2 separate regions of the Homo sapiens genome follow, and region 2 is linked to region 1. Evidence: chromatin loops called from intact Hi-C (ENCODE). Cell type or tissue: B cell. All regions are shown on one strand. Links, peaks and the distances in the headings refer to the core of each region. The heading gives the core; the rest is flanking DNA.

Region 1 (17,444 bases), core at 4,250-12,249:
AGAAATGTCAATTAGACCCTGTTAATTGAAGATGTTGTTGAGGTCTTCTGCATCCTTGCTGATTTTCTGCTTGGTTTTATATCAGTTGGAGAGAAAGGCAGAGAAACAGTAGCAAAATGCCCAATGATAATTATGAATTTGTCTATTTTTCCTCTCAGTTCTGTTGGCTTTTACTGCACACCTTTTGGGTGCCTTCTTCTTGGCGGGGGGCAGCCCAAGCTTCCTGCGTGTTCTCCATTCACACTGCATGGAGGAGGGTCAGCAGCTCGTTATCTCCAGGCAGGAAGTCCTGTCCAGACTCTGCACCTGGCCTTCCTGACACTACCTGGGGAGCTGGGGTTGGGAGGCTGAGGTCCCTAGTCGGGCTGCCTTCTTCTCTGTATCTTTCAGTCTTCTTATGTTTGTTTTATACAATGCCTTAGTTGTACTTAGTGAGAAGAATAAGGAAAAATATATCTACTCCATCTTTCCAGAAGCAGAAGTCTCAAAGCACTGAACTTTAAAAATCACTAATTGATCCCGTTTAGCTGTGCTACTGTGAATGGTGACCAGGGTTGGCTGGTGCCCACCTTTCAGAGGTGGCACACTAGAGAGGAGTGCACAAGACACCGACTGCAGTGTGGCGGGGTGCATCTCAAGGGCAGGTCGGACGCCAGGCCCTGCACACGAGAGGTGTTCACTGGGCTCATGGGGTAGAGGAGCCAGATCCGTGAGGCCTGGAAGGTCCCACGAGGTGCCTGGACTTCAGCCTGAGAGCAGAGGAGGCCACATATGGGTCACAGCAGAAGTACGGGTCAGAAACAGATGTTAGTAATGTCACTGCATTCAATGCACTGCCCACTGGGTTGGCCCCAGTTGCATCCCCAGACTGCTCAAGGCAGGAGGAAGCCACAGGAATTAAATGTGTGGAATGTGTGGAATGTGTGGTGCTGGCTTAATGCTTCTGTGTTAGCAATTTTTTTTTTTTTTTTTTTTTGAGAAAGGGTCTCACTCTGTTGCCCAGACTGGAGTACAGTGGCACGATCTTGGCTCACTGCAACCTCCGCCTCCTGGGTTCAAGCGATTCTTATGCCTCAGCCTCCCCAGTAACTGGGACTACAAGCAAGCACCATCACGCTCAGCTACTTTTTGTATTTTTTGGTAGAGACGGGGTTTCATCATGTTGGCCAGGCTGGTCTCAAACTCCTGACCTCAAGAACATTTGCCAAAAGTCACACCAATTGCCTAAAAGCCACTATGTTAAAAATCAATTTGCAAAACGACCAGTTTCACAGATTCCCAAATCACTAAAAACTTCTTTGTAGTAATTATTTACAAAATGTGTAATCATATGTGTTTCACAGAAAGTTTCGAAATCTGGTAATGATTTTTTCCCAACATTTTGGCCTTTGGTTGTATTTAGTTGAGATGTTGCATTTTTAGTTTCTCTACCACTGTTTTCTATCAGATTTATAGGCATGTGGTTCATATTTCAGAAGCTGACTACTCCTCAGTAGTTACTATAAAGGTTTTGGCAATTCATGAGGCTTTTTATATTCTAACCTTTGGTTTTCAGAAAAGATGATCTTGCCCTTCAAGTGCAATTTTACACCAATTTTCGTCATCTTCTTTTTTTCAAAGTGGTTTGGCAGTCAGCCAAATAAAAGTTTTTTCTGCATGTTAATTTTCACATATCCATGACAACTTCCCCAATGACAAAATCCAAAAGTGGGAACTGTAGTCCAATTTAGACACAAGTCTAAAATTGGAATTGACAATAAATGTGGTTGAGGGAAAACCCGTCTATTGACACCAAAAAAATATTGTGTGTTTGAGAAGTGTCCCACTCCTGAAATATGGAAACCCACATGAAATTGACATTTACCAGGGAGGGACTGAGAAATCCACAGCAAAACGGCTGATAAAAACATACCTGACACTTGCAAACTAAACTGCTAAATATAAGTGAAATAGAAAACCAAAGCTGGGGGGAAATCCTCAGTGTTTTAGAAACCAGAGCACACAAATTGTTATAATTTTAAAAGTAATTAACCAAAGCAACTTTTGGGTGAATTCCAGAGATCACTTCTCATGGAAATTGATCGTTTGGAAAATTAATTTTCAGCAAATTGTTTTTCAATTAATTGACTTTTGGGAAATAGTGATTGGTAATTTGGCAAAATTACCAAATCACCTGCACCCAGTCACCTGCAGGGTTTGATGCTGCCTCCAGGGCAGACGGGGAGCATCTGAAAGCTGGAAAGGAACTTGAGTTGTGGGGTGGAGGATGCTGTCCTCCATGTGTGGGAGGAAAGATGGAAGGAGCAGCACAAAGACAGAAGAAACTGACCCATTTCTTCAACCTTTCCATTTTTCCTGGGTTTTTAACCTCTGTAAACCAACAATCAGGAACCTGCAGCCCCAAACCTGCCAGCCTCCCTCCTGATATAACCAATGAAATGGACAGACCCTCCTCACAGTCAGGGGGAAATAGACACTTGTCTACCCCTGCACTGACTCAAGCAGAATTATGTTTCTCATTCATATTCTAATTCTTATGGCTATTTTCTTCTTTTTTCCACATATTGATCTAAACCTTTGTCCCTAATAAAGACCTCCAAACTCTACTGACACAAAAGTGATTGGGCATGAGTGACGTTTACTGGGCTTTGAGGTTACCTGGTTAAGCAGGTAACTGCAAGTGGAATCTTAGTCATCCCCAGTCTGCCAAGCCATGCCTGGCTGCCCTGAGAAGTTCTTCGCATGACCTCTCTTCTTCCACACATACTCAGCTCCTCTCCTCTCTCTTTTGAGCTCCACCTCCTTTCTGCTCACTCCTCCTCCCTCCCACTGGTTCCCCTTCAATCCTCCTGTTGTTTTCTTGTACAACGCCTCTTACTCTGTCCTACCCTCTATTTCCACATGTTGATAGAGAAAGCTCACTTTCCAGAGCCATGCAAGCTTAAGAAGGTGCAAAAGAAACTGTGCCACTCCCCTGAGACAGAAAAGTCTGCTGCATTTCTGTAAACTGCAATTTAAAGCAATCCTCCATGCTTTACATGCGCTAAAGTCCCCCATCCTGACAAAAACCTCTCTCTTGACCACATTTTCCCCTCTCATCCCACCTTCCTTTCACAACCAATCTTCCTGAACCAGCTACTGATACTCGCTGCCTCTTCTTTGTCCCAACCAGTGGACACTTCCGACCTTTTTCTTACTTAACCTTCTTTTAATGTTTGACACAGTAGACACTTCTTCCAGAAACCCTTTTGTTGTCCACCTGCTCTGGCCAGGATTTCTCAATCTTCTTTGTACCGTCCTTCTCTGCTGTTACCATCTTAGAGGTCAGGGAACCCAGCTTTGGCCTTGGGACTCACCTCTTCTATAGCAGGACCTACGTGGTCCCACTCAGCGATAGACTCAGCCGTGGATTTCACCACATGTTGCCTTGGAGTCTTGGGTCCTTGTCCTGGGCTTGAGCCACTGAGGACACACCCGAATATCTCCCGGATGTCCAGAATACGCCATCTGCAAAACTGAACTCGTCCTCTTTCCCCCGAATGTATCTCCCAGATGTCCAGAATACGCCATCTGCAAAACTGAACTCGTCCTCTTTCCCCAGAATGTATCTCCCGGATGTCCAGAATACGCCATCTGCAAAACTGAACTCGTCCTCTTTCCCCAGAATGTATCTCCCGGATGTCCAGAATACGCCATCTGCAAAACTGAACTCGTCCTCTTTCCCCCGAATGTATCATCTCCCAGATGTCCAGAATACGCCATCTGCAAAACTGAACTCGTCCTCTTTCCCCCGAATGTATCTCCCAGATGTCCAGAATACGCCATCTGCAAAACTGAACTCATCCTCTTTCCCCAGAATGTATCTCCCGGATGTCGAGAATACGCCATCTGCAAAACTGAACTCGTCCTCTTTCCCCCGAATGTATCTCCCAGATGTCCAGAATACGCCATCTGCAAAACTGAACTCGTCCTCTTTCCCCCGAATGTATCATCTCCCAGATGTCCAGAATACGCCATCTGCAAAACTGAACTCATCCTCTTTCCCCAGAATGTATCTCGCGGATGTCCAGAATACGCCATCTGCAAAACTGAACTCGTCCTCTTTCCCCCGAATGTATCTCCCGGATGTCCAGAATACGCCATCTGCAAAACTGAACTCGTCCTCTTTCCCCAGAATGTATCTCCCGGATGTCCAGAATACGCCATCTGCAAAACTGAACTCGTCCTCTTTCCCCCGAATGTATCTCCCGGATGTCCAGAATACACCATCTGCAAAACTGAACTCGTCCTCTTTCCCCCGAATGTATCTCCCGGATGTCCAGAATACGCCATCTGCAAAACTGAACTCGTCCTCTTTCCCCCGAATGTATCTCCCGGATGTCCAGAATACGCCATCTGCAAAACTGAACTCGTCCTCTTTCCCCCGAATGTATCTCCCGGATGTCCAGAATACGCCATCTGCAAAACTGAACTCGTCCTGTTTCCCCCGAATGTATCTCCCGGATGTCCAGAATACGCCATCTGCAAAACTGAACTCGTCCTCTTTCCCCAGAATGTATCTCCCGGATGTCCAGAATACTCCATCTGCAAAACTGAACTCATCCTCTTTCCCCCGAATGTATCTCCCGGATGTCCAGAATACGCCATCTGCAAAACTGAACTCGTCCTCTTTCCCCCGAATGTATCTCCCGGATGTACAGAATACGCCATCTGCAAAACTGAACTCGTCCTCTTTCCCCCGAATGTATCTCCCGGATGTCCAGAATACGCCATCTGCAAAACTGAACTCGTCCTCTTTCCCCAGAATGTATCTCCCGGATGTCCAGAATACGCCATCTGCAAAACTGAACTCGTCCTCTTTCCCCCGAATGTATCTCCCGGATGTCCAGAATACGCCATCTGCAAAACTGAACTCGTCCTCTTTCCCCCGAATGTATCTCCCGGATGTCCAGAATACGCCATCTGCAAAACTGAACTCGTCCTGTTTCCCCCGAATGTATCTCCCGGATGTCCAGAATACGCCATCTGCAAAACTGAACTCGTCCTCTTTCCCCAGAATGTATCTCCCGGATGTCCAGAATACTCCATCTGCAAAACTGAACTCGTCCTCTTTCCCCCGAATGTATCTCCCGGATGTCCAGAATACTCCATCTGCAAAACTGAACTCGTCCTCTTTCCCCAGAATGTATCTCCCGGATGTCCAGAATACGCCATCTGCAAAACTGAACTCGTCCTCTTTCTCCCGAATGTATCTCCCGGATGTCCAGAATACGCCATCTGCAAAACTGAACTCGTCCTCTTTCCCCCGAATGTATCTCCCGGATGTCCAGAATACGCCATCTGCAAAACTGAACTCGTCCTCTTTCCCCCGAATGTATCTCCCGGATGTCCAGAATACGCCATCGGCAAAACTGAACTCGTCCTCTTTCCCCAGAATGTATCTCCCGGATGTCCAGAATATGCCATCTGCAAAACTGAACTCGTCCTCTTTCCCCCGAATGTATCTCCCGGATGTCCAGAATACGCCATCGGCAAAACTGAACTCGTCCTGTTTCCCCCGAATGTATCTCCCGGATGTCCAGAATACGCCATCTGCAAAACAGAACTTGTCCTCTTTCCCCCAAATGTGTGTCCACTGCTTGAACCAGGAAACTGGATATCATCTTAAATCCTCCCTTTCCCACCACCACCAAATCCAAGCTGGGGAGCCCCTCTTCTTTACTGCCTCTGAAAACCGCACTGTCCCCCCACACCCCATGGATCCTGCTTGAACCCAGGCACTCATCACTTCTTCGCTGGGGTATGACCATTCCCCTGGCCTTCCTATCTTCCCATCTATGCCCAACATGGCTGCCAAGGGGATCTGTCCTAAATGCAAAGTTAGCCATGCCTGCCCTCCCTCCCCTGGCTTGCCTGAAATCTTTCAGGAAGCTCAGAGCTTTTAAGACAACATTTTGAGAACAAGGACCTTTTGCAATTTTACGTCTTCTGTTTTCTGGAGTCCCCAAATTCAGCTCAGCCTTCATGGCTTCTAAGAAACTTGCCTTGACCTCATCTTTCCTATGCGTTCTGTGCCTAGCTAGCAAAATTCTTAGCTGACATTACTTTGATCATGAACTTTGTTGCCTGTGAGTTCCCAGAGGGCAGGCCAAGTCTGACTTGGCTTTGTTGCAAAGTCTAGCACATGATGGACATTCAATAAAGTTTTGATAGAGAGAAAAGCAAAATCTCAGACTTCTTAGCTCATGATGTCCCAGTGAAGAGCTTAAATGTGTGTGTGGTGTGGAGAGAGATAGGCAGCCCCACAGTGAGCCCCAAAAGCCCAAGGAAGCCACGGTGTGGCCAAGAAACTTTTCAGGCAAAGGCAATCAGTGTGAGGGTGCAGCCTTCCTCCTGATAGAGGAAGTTGTAATTTTTATTATTCTGTCTCCCTGGGACTCTGTTCAAGGAGGCTGCTGCCAGGGCAAGGGAAGGTAGGCCTGTGGGGAGGGTCTGTTTTGTCATGAACATTTTCAGGAGGGTGATTGAACAGCATAAAAATGCTACATATATGTTGATTGAGCATATAAAATGGATGTCTCTGCCTCAAGACAGAGGGCACATTTTCTATGCCGAGACCTTTCCTTCTGCCTCATCATGTTTGACTTAGTGACACTGTGGTCCCCACCTGGCTCACCTTCTCAGCACTGATGGGCCAGATATGGTGGTGTGGCAGTTGAAGGGGATGAATGGTTTAGAGCCTTCTTGAGTCAGGCTGCCAGTCCTTGTGGGGCTTTGCCACTGTGTTGCTCCTCAAATTCCACTGACCTGTGACCAGACACAGTCCAAGCAGGCCAGATTCTTTCCTAGTGCAATACCCACTGGGCATTCCAGGTATAGATGATGTCACTGAGAGGGCAGCCAAGCAGGAGGTGGCACCTGGTGCCCAAGTCTAGCCCAACAGGCCAACTTCTGTTGACAAGGGAAGTTGGTGTCTAATTCACTGTGACAGAACGGAACTCTTGCCAAGTCCCTTTTCAGAAAGGGGGAAGCCACTTCAAAATAAAAATAAAGCTGGCTCTACAAAATATGGCGTGCCTGGTATCAATGGCAGAGGTGGCAAGCTCGCAAAAGCTCTATGAACAATAACTTTCCACAGTATAGACACCAAAGGGAAAGACAGCAGAGCACTTAGCTGGCTTAGACCCGTTCTGGTATAACTGGCCCATGAAAAACTATTCAACAACCATATTAGTAATCAAATTGAAATAAATATCAATGAAGAGCTACCTTTTGCCCTGATACATTAACGAAAATTAACATTTCCATTGCAATTTCCAGTGCTGACAGGGATATGGTAAAACTGCTATCTTCTCAGATTGCTCTTGACAGTATGCATTTGTACAGTCTCCCATGGAGATCAATTTATCATGATGTGTTAAGAATTGCAAGAGTGTTCTTAACCCTCTCTACAAAAAAAAAAAAAAAAATCCAAAATATGGAGCAAAGTATCACTTGAGTGTTAATTGTCATTTTGATAGGTGTATGCAGTGCTAAAATTACAGTTCATTATAAATGTTTTAATGTTGTTATGCATGTACATGGTGACTATTGTTCATGTAGCAACATGGAGGCATGCTTTTGACAGGAGCAGGGCACAACATTGTGTGCATATAACCATGACAACATTCACAAGAAAGAGGAGCCCAGTCAAACCCACCAAAATGATAACTGTGGCTGTATTTGGGTGTGGGGGTGAGAGGGTGTTACTTTTTCTTTTTCAAATTTAGTGTAATATGATATTACAATAAAAACCTCTTTTTGAGGCTTGAGGGTGCCAAGCAGAGATGTAAAGCGCAAGTGAGAATACTCCCCAGGTAGCAGGGAGGAGCCAGCTGGGATTGGACTTTGCTTTATTTTGGACAGGGCAAGGGTAGAAGCTGGGCATGGAAGCAGAGAGGCTTTTACTCCCCAGCATGGAAGAGACAAGTTAATTTTTTTTTGAAATAGTTTCGCTCTTGTCACCCAAGCTGGAGTGCAGTGGTGCGATCACGGCTCACTGCAATCTCTGCCTCCCAGGTTCAAGTGATTCTCCTGCCTCAGCCTCCTGAGTAGCTGGGATTACAGGCACCCACCACCACACCCAGCTAATTTTTGTGTTTTTAGTAGAGACAGGGTTTCACCATGTTGGTCAGGCTGGTCTTGAACTCCTGACCTCAGGTGATCTGCCCACCTCGGCCTCCCAAAGTGCTGGAATTACAGGCATGAGCCACCATGCCCCGCCAGAAGAGACAAGCTAATCTTAATTGGGAAAAATTTGGAAACCTCATAGAGGGCTCTTTGGCTCTCTAAATGAGTCTGTCAGGGCCCATGAGGATGCCAGGGGGACCTGAGAAGAAGTAAGATCAACTCTGGAGGCTCCAAGGTGCTGAGGAGGAAGGAGACCAAGGAACAGGATGGGGGCTGGGGGGAGTGGCTTAGAGGCTTCCATGGACAGGTGAGAGTCACAGTGCTTGGGCTTGGGGGAACTGGAAAACGGATTCTGGTCTTCTAGTGGGAGAGAGGTAGAGTGTGGGTCTGTGGATGTGTTCATGATTTTGTCCTCAGAGAGCAAGCTTGAGTTGAAAGAGTCACTGGGATAGGTATATGGAGTAAACACGTGGCATAGAGCTTCATATCAGGATTTCATGTAGTAAAAGCTAGCTGAAAAATGGATGGATGAACAAGTAGATGCATGAGGCGTTATGCTAAGCATTGAGGTGCAATAACGTGGTCTCAATGGCTCTAACACTGTCCAATCATAATTCTCTGTTCACCATGAGTCACTGCAGCTAGCTCTTAGAAATATTGAGATCCGTTTTCTTAAATAATCCCTGCTGAGAATATTTGTCAATCAACCAGAAGGCTTATATGGAGATACTGTGAGCTTCTTACAGTTAAGCCTTACAGGATAAAAAAAAGAAGCCCAAGACAGAGTTCTGTTCTACAAAGGGCACCCATCTATTCCCCTATCCCCACACAAGTTTCTCCTCCTTGAGTTTTGTCTAATATTCTATTAGGGCCAATGCTACAAAATCAGGGGCATCATACATGAAATGAGAGCAATGAATAATTTGTGAGGACAACCGAGAAGAGTCCATTTACGATGCGAGAAACGAACCTGACTGTAAATCAGGTGAAGGCAAATATCTTCTAGAGTTAAAAGCAGACAAGAAAATATGCAAAATTAAGGGGAAACCACTTCATCTTCATGACGTGTGCACTACACTCTCATTTGCACTGGGAGTGACGTTAACTCACCAGTTTATTTGCAAATGGACAAAGAGGAACCTGAAACACTTTCATTACCTTAAAAGAGAAATTTGCCAGCTAAAAAGAATGCTCCCCTGAAAGCTCATAATCTTAGTCAGCCTCTTCTATGCTCCCCAGGCCACTGCTTTGCTGAGTCATTCTACTATGCAGCCCCTCAGACACAAAGCCCGGCGGCCACCTGCCCACAGAGGCACAGAGGGCCAGCCAACTGCAAGCACGGAACTTCAGGATCTTGCTTTTCGGGTTATTTTCACTACTGTAATTTTTTTGTCCTTAGGTAAAAAGGATAATAATTGTGGAAAATTATGTCCTTAGGTTAAAAAGATCCTGGATCATGCCAGATATTAAAATATGGATAAAATTGGCATGATCTTGGAATCTGAACAGAAAAGAAGCTGCTTTTAGCTGTTTTCAACTGTTTTTAGCTTTTCTGTCTAAACAGCTGTTTATTCTGTTTCACAAACTCTCTTAGCAGAATATTTAGGCAAAAAAGAAGAAAAAGAAATTGCAGAATAATAGGTCTAATATAATCCCAGTTCTAATCACACATAAAGAAATCTGAATGGTTTACAAAACCATTGAGAGCGGTGATATAAGGGCTGTGACTATAGAGGAATCTCATTTTCTAAATTTTGTTTTTCTCCAATGTATGAGAACTGGGATTACAGTATACCTATTATTCTGCAAAATGAATCATTAGTTTTTATTTATTACTCTTGCGATTAAAACTAGTAAACATTAAATTTGAGAGATGACCAGGCACTAGGATGCACTTTGCATGGGAAGTTTTCCTAGTGGTGAAATATCTTCTTAATTAAGCTGTTTATACTCTCCTCTATAATCATTTAGTCTCATTTCCTTCTTGTTTTGGTTTTTCCTACAGATGAAGAAAGTGGTCAGCATCTTCCCTAGATCAGAAAAACTGCATCTGTTTTCCCTTTTTATTGTGAAGTTTCAAACACATACAAAGTTAGCAGAAATTATTAAATGATTGCCTCTTGGCCTTTTGGCTAAGATCAAGTGTAAAAAATTATTAAATGAGCAATTAAAAACACTTTTGAAACAAAATTAAAAATAAAAGAATCTATGTAAAGGAATATAAGATATTGAATAAGTAATGAGCTAGAAATTATAAACCTAAAAAAATACAATAACTGAAATACTCAACAGATAGCCTCAAAAGTAGTTTGGAGACAACAAAGAATGAATCCGCAAACTTGAAGACAGATAATTAGAAATTACTCAGTGTAAACAATATAGAGAAAATAGCCTAGAAAAAAAATAAATGGTTTGAGAGATCTATGGATGATAACAAAAAATCTAGCTTTTGTATCATCAGGGTCCTAGAAGTAAGGAGAAAAACTGTTCAACTGAAAAAAATAATCTAATAAATAATGGCTAAAATTTCCCCAAATTTGACAAAAGACATTAAACCCACTGATTCAAAAAGAATAAAGTAGAACAAACCCCAAATAGGATAAATCCAAAGAAATCCATACCAAGACAAATCATATTCAAATTTCTGGAAATTAAAGATGGAAAAAGGTCTTAAGAGAGGTTAAGGGGAAACAATACATTACTTGTAAAACTTAAGCCAGAAAGAAGTGGCACAGCATTTTATAAATAGTGATTTAAAAAAATCGGCAATTCTGAATGCTCTACCTAGTAAGACTATTCTAGGTATATCAGTTTAATTCTGATGCTTGTTCTGTGTCTTCAAACTATTTTTTTTTTGTCTTTTAGCATGCCTTGTAATTGTTTTTTAATAGTCAGATATGAGATACTGGATAAAAGGAACTGCAGAAAGTTGGTCTTTACTAATGTGGTAGTGAGGTGTTGATGGCAGCAGCGCTGCCATCATGCCAGCTGCAGCAGGGAGGCACAGCTGGGGCTCCACATTCCTAGGAGACTGGAAGCCAGGACAAGCTGGAGACTTGCCCTTCTGAGTTGGGGCAGCAGCTCCCCAGGTGCCAATGCACCCACCCAAACCACAGCTGGCAACCCAGGCCTCCCACTTTATGGAGCAGGCAGGGTCCCTGCCCTCCTGGGTGCAGCTGCAGCTGCAGACCCAGGCCTCCTGCTCCATGGAGCAGGGAGGAGTCCTGCCTTCCTGAGTAAGGCTGCAGCTGCTCAAGCTGTGGCTGCCGATCAGAGCCTCCCTGTGCTCTTGCAGGTGCCAGGAGCAGGGAGGATCTCTGCCCTCCCTGGTGCAGGTGCAACCACCAGATCCACAAGTGCAGACCTGGGCCTCTGCTCCACCAAGCCGGCAGGAGCCAAGGACAAGCAGGAACCCCACCCCTTCTGAGTTGGCAGGGTGGGAGCTCCCTGGGTGCAGCTGCAGCCACCTTCCCAGGTACAAGACCTAGGTGTCTCTGCAACCTACACCCTTAGGGGCCAGGGAAGGCCCCCCGACCCCGGTACCCATAAGCCCAGGGGTGTCTTCTCCAGTTGCCTGGCTTCTCACTGCTCCGGGCACAGGCTCCCATATCAGAGCAGGGTTGGAGCCAAGGCCGGGTGCTATCACAGTTTGGCATGGTCTGCACACACTTGGATCAGTGCTGGCAAGCCAGTGCCCTGCTGCCCCAGCCCCCTCCAGAATTTGGGTACCAATGAGAGTAGGAGGGGAAGCAGAGGGGAGCTCTGAGGATTGCTCAGTGCTGGCCTGCAGGTGCCTCTTGGTGCCAGCAGCCAGGGGGACAGGGACAGCAGAAGGCAGGCAGGCTCCTGGGTGGAAGTGGGTGGGTTGCCAGTAAGACCCCACCTTCAGGCCAAGGAGGGCCTGAAGGCTGGGAGCCAGGCTGCCAGACCAGCAGAATGGAGTGGGGACTTGTGGTGCCTTTTCTGGACTGCCCATGGCCCTCCATGAACTGATCAACAGGGACTTCTTCCCTCTAAGGTCCAAAAAAGCCCCAGGCTCAGCCAGAGCAGGGCAGAGGACAGATGACAGAGGACAGATGGCCTGCTGCAGTGAGGAACTACTCTCTCTTCTGAGAGCTTCAGAGACCTGCAGAGACATAGGGACTACCAGCTGCAGAGAGAAGTAACTTTCTCGAGGGCCTCCTTTCTGGTGAGAGCAGCAGATGTCAGGATGATGACCAATAGCAGAGAGGAGCTACCCTCTCCAGGGCCTCCTCTCTGCTTGAGAGCTGAGCACTCAATGGGAAGATCTGCTTACAGAGAAGATGATCTGCCTACAGAGAGGAGCTATGCACTAAGGGTTTCCTCTGAGCTGTTCTAACACTTAGTAAAGCTTTCTTTGTCTTGTTCACCCTTCACTTGTTTGCATACCTCATTCTTCTAGAGGCAAGACAGGAACTAAGGCAAAGATGCCACCAGCCACAGAGGTTTCTGGCCAGAAAATCAATACCCCAAAGATCCTGTAACAGTGCAAGAAGGCAGGCAGGCTCCTGGGTGGAAGTGGGTGGGTTGCCAGTAAGACCCCACCTTCAGGCCAAGGAGGGCCTGAAGGCTGGGAGCCAGGCTGCCAGACCAGCAGAATGGAGTGGGGACTTGTGGTGCCTTTTCTGGACTGCCCATGGCCCTCCATGAACTGATCAACAGGGACTTCTTCCCTCTAAGGTCCAAAAAAGCCCCAGGCTCAGCCAGAGCAGGGCAGAGGACAGATGACGGAGGACAGATGGCCTGCTGCAGTGAGGAACTACTCTCTCTTCTGAGAGCTTCAGAGACCTGCAGAGACATAGGGACTACCAGCTGCAGAGAGAAGTAACTTTCTCGAGGGCCTCCTTTCTGGTGAGAGCAGCAGATGTCAGGATGATGACCAATAGCAGAGAGGAGCTACCCTCTCCAGGGCCTCCTCTCTGCTTGAGAGCTGAGCACTCAATGGGAAGATCTGCTTACAGAGAAGATGATCTGCCTACAGAGAGGAGCTATGCACTAAGGGTTTCCTCTGAGCTGTTCTAACACTTAGTAAAGCTTTCTTTGTCTTGTTCACCCTTCACTTGTTTGCATACCTCATTCTTCTAGAGGCAAGACAGGAACTAAGGCAAAGATGCCACCAGCCACAGAGGTTTCTGGCCAGAAAATCAATACCCCAAAGATCCTGTAACAGTGCAAGAAGGAGAAAAGTGTTCTATAGTTTTATATCTCAGTCTTTTAGTGAGCCTGTGTCTCTAAACTGTGAACTTCAAACAGAGCTTCTCGACCCCCCCAACACTCCCCTTAGGCAGGACAAGATGGCTAGAATGAACTGAAGTTGAGTATTTCTCTTCCCCTATGTAGAAGGCTAAGGCATGCTGGAGCATGCTATTTCCTTTCTTCCAGGTTGGTTAGGCTCTGATAAAATCCCAATAGTTTAGGCTCTGATAAAATAGTTTCTCCTGAGGCCAGGCCTTTTTGACTAGAAGAGAATGATCTGACTTACTTCAAATAGTTCCTCCTCCCTCTCCTCACCAGAAGAACAAGATCTTTTTTTTTTTTTTCTGATATTCACTGTGAGAACCTAGTTGAACTCCTGAAACCAGAACTCACAAAAGTGGGAGGCCCTCCTTTGAATGGGTCCCCCTGGACTGTTTAACTCTCATACTTATTTACTGTGAATGCCCAGCAATTCATCAATTACAGTTCAGGTTTTTCTACCCCATACTGGTTCCCACAAAGGTTTCTGCTCAAGGGTTTCTGCTGCAGTAATTTGTGATTCTAAGTATTTTCTTGTCAGTCTTTCCAATTTAAGGGGCAGTAAACCTCACTTCTCTGATGGATCTAAGAGTTGTTAATTAATCAGTTTGTTCAGCCTTTTATTTGTTGTTAGGATGTAGTGACAACTTCCAAGCTCCTTACGTACTGGATTGCAAACCAGAAGTCAAACTATTCCTTAGAAATGAAGGGGAAGTAAAGTCATTTTCAGATGACAGGATACTAAAAGAATATGTCACCAGAAGACTTGCCCTTAAGGAATGACTAAAGCAAGTGCTCAGAACAGAAAGGAAATAATAACAAAAGACTTCAGGACCTCAGGAAGAAAGAAAGAAAAGTGGATATGACCATAAAATGTAATCAATTATTTAAACAAAAGTAATAACAATGTAGCGTGATGTTAACATGTATGTAAGTAAAATGAATGACAACAATAATATAAAGGTCAGAAGGGGAGAAATGGAAGTATCCTGTTGTAAGTTTCTTATGCTATACGCGAACTGGTATAATATCATTTGAAGGTAGGCTATAATAAGTTAAAGATGTGTTCTGTTAATCCTAAGAAATATGAAAATAACACAATAACAAAGAGTTACAGCAAATAAGACAACAAAAGAGATAAAGTTGGATCATAAAAATAATCAATTTGAAAAAAGTCAGGGAAAAACAGAAAAAAGAGCAAAAACATATGGGATAAATTGAGAAAAACAGTGAGATGACAGGAATTAAACCTAACTATATGAATAATTACATTAAATGTAAATGGCCTAAACAACACCAGTAAAAGGCAATTTGTCAAATTAGATTTTTTAAAATGCTAATCCAACTATGTGCTTTTTACCAACACAAAAAGGCACTTTAAATGTAAAGACATAACTATGTTAAAGAAAAAGGATGGGAAAAAGATACAATGTAAAGACTAACAAAGAATCTAGAGTGGCTATATTAATATAAAAGTGGATTTCAAGCAAAGAATATTATCAAGCATAAAGAAGAACATTTAAAAATGTTAAAGGGATCAACTTGTCAAGAGACCATAATAATCCTAAATGTTTATGCACCTAATAACAGAGCTCCAAAGTACATAAAACAGAAATCAATAAAACTATAAGGAGAAATTAACAAATACAGATATAAATTAGATATTTTAATACCTCTCTCTCAATAATTGATAGAATGAGTAAAGAAAAAGATCACCAAGGATATAGATGACTTGAACAACACTACTAATAAAATATACCTACTTGGCATTTATAGAACACGTCATGCAGAAATAGCAGAATACACATTGTTTACAAGGGCACGTGAAACATTTTTCAAGATATATTCTATATTCTGAGCCATAAACAATGCATAATACATTTAAAAGGATTCAAGTCAAACAAAGTATGTTTTCGGAGCAATCTGTAATTAAAATAGAATTCTTTAGCAGAAATCTATCTGGAAAATTCCCAAAGGTTTGGAAACAAAGTAATGTGTTTGTCAATAACCAGGGGTAAAATAAGAAATCAAAAGGAAAATTAGAAAATATCTTGAAAAATAATCAAATGAGAACACAATATATCAACAATAGTGGAATGCCACTTCAGCAATATGTAGAAGGAAATATACAGCACTGGATTTCTACTTTAGAAAAAAGAAAACATCTCAAGCCAATGACCTCATCTTCCACTTTAAAAATTAGAAAAGAAGAGCAAATTAAGCCAAAGTAAGCATTAAAAGGGAAATAATAAAGATCAGAATGAAAAATCAATAAAATAGCAGACAGAAAAAAATAGAAAAAATCAATAAAACCAAAAGCTAGTTCTTTGAATAGATCAATAAAATTTAAAAACCTCTAGGTGTATTGATTTAAAAAATTACTTAAGACACAAATTCATCAATATTAGGATTTATAAAGGTGGGATCACTCAGATTCTACAGATATTAAAAGGATAATAAGGAAGTATTGTAAACTTTTATGCCTATAAATTTTAAAACTTAGATAAAATGGATAAATTCCTGGCAAGGCACAATCTACCAGAGCCCACTCAAAAAGAAAGAAAGAACCCAGACAATCCTCTATTTACGGAATAAATTGAATGTTTAGTTTAAAATGTATGCATGAAGAAAATTCCCGGTTGACATGGCTTCACTAGTGAACTCTACCAAACATTAAGAGAAGGAAAAATAACAATCCTTACAAACGTTTTCTGAAAATTGAAGAGATGAGAATAATTCCAAATTATTTTATGAGCCTATTATTGCTCTGATTTTAAAGTGAAACAAAGAAAACTATAGATGAATAACTAACTCTCATGAACATAAATGCAACATTTCTAAAGAAATTTAGCAAATCTAATCCAACAATATGTAAAAAGGATAAAACATGGTGAACAAGAAGGGTTTATCCCGGGAATACATTGATTGGGTTTTGATGTTCAAAACCCAATCAATGTAAATCACTATTAACTACAAAATAAAAGCAATATGATCATCTAAATAGATGTAGAAAAAAAATCTGAAAAAAACCCAACACCCATTCCTGATTAAAAACTATTAGAAAACTAGGAATAGAAAAGCATTTTCTCAACCAATTGAACAATTGAAGGGTAGCTATGAAAAACCTACAGCTAATATCATATTTCATGATAAAAGATGGAGTTTTCTTACTCTAAATTCAAGAATCAGGGAAAAGTGTCTGCTCTCACCACTCTATTTAACAGTGCTGGAAATATTAGCCAGCAAAACAGATAAAGAAAAATAAATAAATGGCATAGACTGGAAAGATTCATAGTTGGCACAATTATGTATATATAAAATCCTCAGGAATGTACACTTTACATACTAGAATTTAAAAGTAAGTTTAGCAACTGTGTTAGTTCGTTTTCATGCTGCTGATAAAGACATACCTGAGACTGGACAATTTACAAAAGAAAGGTTTATTGGACCTATAGTTCCACATGTCTGGGGAGGCCTCACAATCATGGCGGCAGGCAAGGAGGGGCAAGTCACATCTTATGTGGATGGCAACAGGCAAAGAGAGAGCTTGTGCAGGGAAACTCCTGTTTTTAAAACCACCAGATCTCATGACACCCATTCACTGTCAGGAGAACAGCATGGGAAAGACCCACCCCCATGATTCAATTGTCTCCCACAAGGCCCCTCCCATACCACATGGGAATTATGGGAGCTACAAGATGAGATTTGGGTGGGGACACAGAGCCAAACCACATCAGCAACATGTCAGAACACAGAAAAAATGTAAAATATCACTGTATTTCTATGTACTAGTAGTGAACTGTCAGATGTTAAAATTCAATTGCTTAGAATGGCATCAAAAATATGAAATACTGGCCAGGCGTTATGGCTCTTGCCTGTACTCCCATTGCTTTGGAAGGCTGAGGCGGGTGGATACCTTTGAGGCCAGGAGTTCAAGACCATCCTGAGCAACAGGGCAAAACCTTGTCTCTACTAAAAATACAAAAAATTAGCTGGGCATGGTGGCCTGTACCTATAAT
Region 2 (8,000 bases), core at 1-8,000, 64 kb after region 1:
TCTCAGGGTAAGGGGCTCCAGTGGCCCTGTTGCTGACCAGCATCAGGTGGGGGGCCTGACTTCAAGGCACGTGTCTGTGTACCCACTAGGTCTGATGGTAATAGCTGTGTCGCCAGCACAAAACAGTAAACAAGATAATAAAGTAAGGACAATACAGAGGCAAATAAAATGAGAGGGAAAAAAACCACTGGCCAGAGAGGAAGTGGGGGAGCCAGGGCAGGAAGGCACCAGGGTGAATCCCCACATCAAGCCCCAAAGGAAGAGGAGAATTTCTTGGAAGGACAAGAGGAGAATGGGCAGTGCAGGTGGAGAGAGAAGCTGGGCAGAGGCAGCAAGGCCAACAGGCAGAAGGGGCCAGCAGTTCAGTAAAGATAATCTCAGTAGTGGATAAGTATTTATCATAAACCAGAAGGAAAGATTATGCCAAGTTGCAGGATTGCTCCCCCACAGACTGTGCCCTCTAAGTGTAAAGGCATAGGATTATGTGTCTACAAGTTCCTCAGCATAGACTTAAGCAGTCTTTCTCTGAAGATATGAACAATGCCCTTTGAGACGGTGTCGAGCATTCAACAGGGAATTCCTAAATAGTTCTTCACATGTCCCCATGACACCAGATGGCACAAGCTCATCTGGGTGGCAACCTGGGAGGAGCTGTACCACAGGAATGCCCTAGCGTGGGGTTCCTGCTGCCTTGCCAGGGGCTGGAGCTGCCACTGCAGCGAGGAACATTAAGTGCAGGGCAGAAGCATCTTCAATTTACACTTGGGACGACCAATTAAGTGTCAGGGAATTTAATGACATTCTAATGCCAAAATAATCACAGAACACCACTCTCTTGCTCAGTCCAGGGAAGCAGATGCTTGGAAAACAATAGAGGCCCTGGCCCCAGGGAACTGGTCAGGTTGAACAGCAGACAACTATAGAATGCAGCTTTGGATTCAGCTTCACTCTCCAACAGTGAGAGGAGTCGAACCTTTGAAAAGCTGCCTAGGGCACTCCAGGCCTTTGGACTTTGTGTGCCCAAGCTTGGGGATGGAAGAATTGCCATGGCCACCACTAAATGAAATAACCTAGCCCATGCTTTTCAGTCCCCACAACAACCCTGAGTGCCAGGGTAGCATTCCCTATGCTGTTTTGCAGCCAGTGACTACAGAGGTCAAGCAAGTGACTCAAAGTGCAGCTGAAGACAGTGGCAGGACAGGATGGGTACTCTTGGCCCACATGAAGATGGAATGCCAGAAGCAGGAAAGAAGTTAAACGAGGGCTTTCAGGCCAGCACCTTCCCTCCTCGCACACCCTGTGCCTGTGCCTGTGCCTCTGCTGGGAAGGGCCCGTTGCTCCTCAGACCTGAAAGGGGCCTTGTTTCAGGCTGAGCTGAGGCCACAGAGGTTCTGGAGTGCGAATTGAGAATCACTAAGTGATTCCTACAATGCAGCTCAGAATACAGCCCACTCATCCATGCTCCAAAGGCAGGGCTGACACCCACTGGGCCCAAGGACTCGGTAAGTACAACACAGACCTAGACATAGCATGGCTCAAAGGGGACTTAAATTAAGAAAGCGCAAATGTGTGTAACACAATTTAAAAAAAAAGGTTGAGATCAGACATGACATCAAGGAGTTATCCTGGGAACCAGGGGTGAGATGTGCTGTAAGAGAGCCACAGTTTAGTTAAGAGTTTCCTGGCAGTCAGAGCAACGAGGGAAAAACGACAATTTCATTGTCATATCAAAGCAAGCTCAATTCCTAATTCTAAGAGGCATTCAAAAACAAGGTATACCTATAGAACTCTGAGATGCAGAGGAATTTAACTTACTCAAAAACTTGTTTCTTACAGAATTTCAACAGTAAATGTATAGGATGTCCTGAAACTTATTTTTTATATATATTTAAGTGTTTATATATATACTATAAATTATTATACATTATATATAATAGGAGGCTGAATTTTGGACTGTGAGACCAGGAAGGACAGAGGGAATCTCTGCTCCAGGCTCAGGCAACTGAGGAAGCAGTCTCTCTGGTTGGTGTCTGATCCCCACAGGCTGCAGAAGAGAGGGCCTGGGATGGACATCCAGGAGCCTGAGAATACCCAGGGGCTGTCACGGCATCTTTAGGGACACTGAGGTGGCAGGGTGGGACATGGAACTAGGAGTCACCCCCCTGATTCTGTTAGAACTACCACTCCACGACTCGTTCATAACCCAGCAGTCTAAACAGCATTTTAACTGGCAACTAAGTGACACAGAAGTCAGAGAGAAAAAGGCCCAGCACACAGTTGAGCATGATGTGGAGCTCTTCAGGAAGATCTGGTCTCTCTCCACTTTCAGACCAACAACCACAGTCAAACGGCAGCTGAGCTGGTATTTCAGCACTGGTTCCATATGCATGCTGTTTTCAGGTGTCAGAGGAGATTGCTACAATACTGCCCAACACCAAATCCACTTTCTATTCATCACCAAGGCAACATGGATATTTGCATAGCTTGTGCCTGCTGCACTTTGATGTCACCACAGCTGGGGAAAGGGCACTAGGAAGTTCCCTCCCAGATGCATGGTACCTTCACCCCAAACCAGGAGAGCACTCTCCCCTAGCGTTGCAAAGCTATGGGTGCTGCAGCTGATCTGCTATGGTGACAATGTGGTCTTCAGAAGTCAGATAAAAACTACATTTGCATAAACCAAACTTTTATCCTATTTTTGACACACTATTTCAAAGAAATTATGATAGTTAAGGCTTATTGTGACACAAATCTCTTCTCCAGTGAATGTCCAGGTGAGGCTGTGCACTGAGGCTCTTCAGGCAGCACAGCACAGCCCTCCACTTGGTAGGTCTCTAGCCTGTCAGACTCCAGACCTGGTGCTGGCTAAACTGGGGAACAACTCCCACCTGCCACTTCTGAAATCGTCACTGTTCTATGGCCAACCACAGAGAAGAGACAGATTGTTCTGACATCTGTGTGAGGCACCAGTAGTTGGAATATTAGATTCAGAGAAGAAACACACTGTTCCAAAATGTTTCAGCCTCAGAAAAAAGCTAAGTGAGACGTAACATAGTTTAACCACAACTAAAACCTCTCCACTTTGTTTCAGGTGGTAGAAGTCTAGTGAAGGATGATATGAGAAGCTTATTATTTTTGAACGTCTGCAGCAGGGCCAAGCCTTAGTTTGTGTGCATCTTCATTTCCTCCTCAAGAGATTTAAAAAAAACCCCAGTTAGACCTCCTGAAGTCCCCTTCCAGGCACCTGCATCTCCTTCCTCATGGTTATGTGTTAATGGCCTTGATCCAGAGCTGCAAGGCAGCCCTGCAGGTGTAGGCACCTGCCAAACAGATGAGCACTCACACGTGGTGCAAACAAGCACAAGTCCTTTAGCCCGATGCCCATCCAGCCATTTAAACACACACCAGTGCCTCAGCCTCATCTCATATTTGCCTACACCCAGACACAGCATGTGCAGTAGGGTCAAACACACAACTTGTTTAAAAAGCAGTTCCAGAGTATTTAAAAGATAGACAGGTGAACAGAGTTCCTGGCATCTCCCTTTCTAAACGCCGAAGACCCATTGAAAAATGTTTCAATTACAGTTCAAAGTGAGAGGAAACAGAATTACGATAACAGATGATAATAAGAATTTTCTAGCTCCATCTCTAAATGTTCTTACTTAATCTCCACTACATGCCTAAGGGATAGACCAGACAATTGGCCTCCTAAAGGTTAAGGGTAGAGTCAGGGCTCTAGGTCTGACCCCAAAGTCCCCACACTTCTCTGTGAGTCGTGTTTTCCTACGAGATCACACTCTGGCTTCAACGAGTAACAGAACGCGCTTGTTTGGAAAACCAGCAATCCATAGTCCACATAATCCCAGCCACATGTTCTCCCAAAAGTCTGAGGGGAAGAACCAAGGAGCTCATCACCTCTGGCCATTGTACTTCTGGGACGGAAACGGGGTAGTCTAAGACAGGAAAGAAAGGCTCCTAAACCCAAACACTGAGCTGCCTCCTCCAGCTTTAAGGAAAACTCTTGCTGAACCTGAATGAAAACCGTGCCACTGATCAATGGCAGGTACCAATTTATCTAAGCTCCTCATGACTGCTTTTGTTATGAAAACTGACATTCTATCAACTCATGTGAGTGAAGTGTGGGGCAACCTATCATTGCATGAGTTAGGTCTAATTTGAATTTAATATCTGATGTGCAGATTTCCACGACTCTTTTCACAGCCAGTAACAGAAAGCAACTTCTTTTACTAAACTCCAACATTCAATTAATGAAGACCTCCAAAGTACGCTGAGAACACACGTTTGGGTTTGTGTTCAGTTTGTGCAATTACCAAGCAGGCTAAACTTTAGTCCTTGCCTTTGTACATTATTCACAGAAGAGTGACTACCATTTATAAAAACAAGAATGAGATAGCACTGGGGATTTCACTTCTCAAGAAGGAGAGCATATAAGTATTTCAAATTCATACAGAGCACAGGAAAATGCTAATGTAATGACACGTTAAATTCTTTCCATCAAAATCAGTCTGCAAGTCACCTTCTCAACTCTACTTTGTCTCATTCAGGGCTAGATTTTGGTCTACATGCACTTCAATCAATTCCTGTCTGCACATGCCCTGGACAGAGTAGGAAGTAGGCAGTGTAAACAAAAGATCACTGTTTCTTGTGATCAAACAATGAAAGGGTTTTTATTCACTGCTGGCCTCATCTGGAGAGCAGCTTCATGTGCTGCTGTCCACTGCAGCCCACCACCAGGACATGCCCAGGTCACAGTTAGCCAAGAGCAGTGTTCCTGCACATGGAGTGACTTGAGCTGGACAACCTGACTGTGAAGAACCTAGAAGCCACAGAAGGTAAACAACTCCAGCTTCAGTATTAGGGGTTATGGAGGGGAAAGAGGGAGGCATGTTGGTTGCAGAATGGGTCCAGTTATTCCAAGAGTAAGCATTTTTACATTCTAAGGGCTTCTGACTGCAGCCCCAGCCCATGGTCAAGACTCCCACCCAAGTAGACACTATCCTTCCAGTACCTCCGGCCCACATCTACAGAGGGTCGCAATCTACACTTGCTGGCACTGCGTCCAGCAGATGAACCGGTACATGCGCTCACACAGTTTGGGTGATGAAAGAAACTGGCAACCGCTACTGAAGAACAGTCTGGCTGTCTTGGGCTGACACACTCACCAGGAAGAGAAGGTGCAGGCTGCAGAAATACAAACACTGCACCACTCAGGTAAAGGCAAGCTGCTCACTTTCTCACAAATTCCAAAATATTTAGTTTCTCAGAGAACTTCTCTTCCCTCCATGCCTACTAACATCCTTACGCTACCTAGCCTTTACCAATAGCCTCCCTACTCGCCACTAAGGAGTCTCACAAGCTTGGAGTCTTTTAAGAGTGCCCTGCACAGCAGACCTGCATAGGAAGAGCTGTGAGGGTCAGTAGCCCTCTGGCCAAAGTTCATTCCGCAACAAATGACTTTTAAGAGCTCCGTGACCTTCACAGCCCCTGGGCTTTGTCCCACAACTGGTTCTCCCTGTGCCTGCACTACTGGTGCCTCCCGCCAAATCATTAAGAATCTGAGCATCAAAATAAATATTGACAGTAACGCATTGCAGCCCATTGAATAAAACAGGAATCTATGAATCCAAGTTGTTATACTAAATAACTATATAAGAGAGAAAGGAAAGCTCTTTGTCCTTTATAATCTCTGTCCTATTACAAATGGAAAAGTACTAACTTCACAGTGGAAGACTGTGGAAGATCTTTGATCCAAGATCCACCTTGGATCAAAGTGAACCTCATCAGTAACAGGACAAATGGACATCATGTGCTTCCTGCTGTGCCACACTGACACATCACCTCTGGAGTGCTCCCATCAGAAATGCAAAACCTGAGTCTCATCATGCAGAAATATCAGATAAATCAAACTCAGGGAGTCTGCAAATTACAACTGCCCTGATCCTTCAAAAATGTCACTGTCATAAAAGACAAAGACAGAGGAACGGTTCCAAATTAACGGAACCAGAGGTAAAACACGTGAATTCAATGCATTATCCTACATTGGCTCTTAGGCCAGAAAATACATTTTTTCTTTTTTTTTTTTTTTTCTGAGAAGGGCATTGTTGGGACAAGTGGTAAAATCTGAATAAGGTCCATAGATCAGATAATAGTTTTGTAACACTATTTGTGAATTTTGATAATTACACTGTGGTTACATAAGGGATTACTCCTATTTTTGGGAAATATACACTGAAGTATTTTTAGTGTAGGAAAAGCAGTATCATGTCTGTAGTTTTTTCTGAAATAAATTGTACATGTGTGCAAAGAGGGAAAACATGAAAACAAGTGGGGCAGATATAAAAGGGTGGTTCTTTGTGTCATTCTTGCAACATTTTTGTAAGTCTGAAATTATTTCCAAATGAAGTTACCAAAATCCACTGGAGTAGTAAAACTCCGACTGAATAGAGGGGCCAGGCCGTTCAGCCCGGCAGGTTCACCTGGGAATGACACTGCATCGGGAGAGAAGAGGGGACATGCACTGGGACTTTGCGCTCACCTGTGCCTCTCTCACCTCCTCCTTCAAGGATTCAGCCTCCACAGCTCCGTCTCAAACGCTTCCCCACTGCCCTTAAGTGGACTGAATACATGACAACTACACGACAACTTCCTCTATTTCTCTAACTGGAAAAACGGGAAAATATCCTGTCAGGCTTTGCAAGGCTCGTGGCAATAAAAGACTAACACTTTAGACAAGGCATTGTAATAGCATTAAGCAAATAAAGACACTCAACATTTAAAAGGTTAATATCCATCCTAAAGCAGCACAGTGAGATACACTCGCTTGCCAAGAGAGGATAATTCCCTTGTGAAGACAGCAGGTAATTTGAATTCATTATTTCCCAAAACGGCCTCCCATTACCTTCCCAGATTTCTGCCCCCAATATTTAACAATGGACCATTAAGTGTGATTCCAGACAATGGACTGTTTTTAATCTAACAAGTATCAAGACGGGTGTCTGTGGCTTTGAAGATCACGGTGTCACTATCCACAGCATCATCCAGTGTTTTGAACTATTTTTTTTTTTAGATGGAGTTTCGCTCTTGTGGAGGCTAGAGTGCAATGGTGCAATCTCAGTTCACTGCAACCTGCGCCTTCCAGGTTCAAGCAATTCTCCTGCCTCAGCCTCCCGAGTAGCTGGGATTACAGGCACCCACCACCACACCCAGCTAATTTTTTGTACTTTTAGTAGAGACGGGGCTTCACCATCTTAGCCAGGCTGGTCTTAAACTCGTGACCTCTGGTGATCCACCCGCCTCAGCCTCCCAAAGTGCTGGGATTACAGGTGTGAGCCACCGTACCCAGCCTTGTGTTTTGCGCTATTTATAAAATCTGAATATATTTACCTTTGTTTTAGAAAAATTGGGTTATAACCTAGAATCTATCCCTACTCCTTCCCCCTAATATCCCAGCCTACTAACAAAGCTAAAGTCCTTTAATGATTTGTGACTGTATTTTTGCACTGAATTATTTTTAAGATATGCAAAAGATGCACAATGACAAAACCTTGTAAATACTGCAATCAGACAAATTTAATTTACCAAAAGCATGGGAACAATAGGTTGCATCTTATTGGAAACACAGACATGACCATCTTAAACATACGCTTAAACATTAAACTGTGAAATGACATTGGGAGAAGAGGAGGGGAGGCAGGCTATGAACCTGTTAGGTGCTGCTATCACATCCTCAACAGAGAGGCAAGGTAACAAAGACAACCCAGCAGCCTAGGTTTCATCTGCATATGACTCAAACTATTCCCCACCTTGACAGCCTTCACAAGAGGATGGCCGGGGACTGGGATGCACTCCAGTCCCCATGCCAGCCTTAGCCTATGTCTTGTCACTGACCACTCATGGCAGCCATGGAGGTGCATCCACCAGGTCCATCTGGGCAGGCCCACAGGAAAGCCTTGTGGAGTCATGCATTCATATTGCATGCT

The links. A loop is a pair of places that touch in the nucleus more often than their neighbours do. Peaks named below come from ENCODE experiments on the same cell type or tissue, not always from the same donor. Only the 100,000 strongest peaks of a DNase experiment are listed, where the experiment ranks them.
Region 2: it touches region 1 in a loop (4-fold over the local background); 5 of 110 quality-filtered maps call a loop at or near these places.

The regions. Positions count from the first base shown.
Region 1 is chr2:111,211,372-111,228,815 of GRCh38, reverse strand. LOC124907867 (periaxin-like) reads left to right here. Exons shown (of 2, transcript XM_047446748.1): 2 at 3,602-6,221. The coding sequence starts at 3,603. The coding sequence ends at 5,771. The region is part of intron 3 of MIR4435-2HG (MIR4435-2 host gene); the gene reads left to right. Among named protein-coding and RNA genes, the nearest start is that of BCL2L11, 99 kb to the right of the region's middle. In B cell, for the core only: no CTCF peak of the experiment used is centred there; DNase peaks (open chromatin) are centred at 6,915 and 9,245; H3K4me3 peaks cover 409 bases; H3K27ac peaks cover 343 bases.
Region 2 is chr2:111,152,461-111,160,460 of GRCh38, reverse strand. All of the region lies in intron 3 of BCL2L11 (BCL2 like 11), which reads right to left. Among named protein-coding and RNA genes, the nearest start is that of BCL2L11, 36 kb to the right of the region's middle. In B cell, for the core only: no CTCF peak of the experiment used is centred there; DNase peaks (open chromatin) are centred at 2,450 and 3,260; H3K27ac peaks cover 2,948 bases.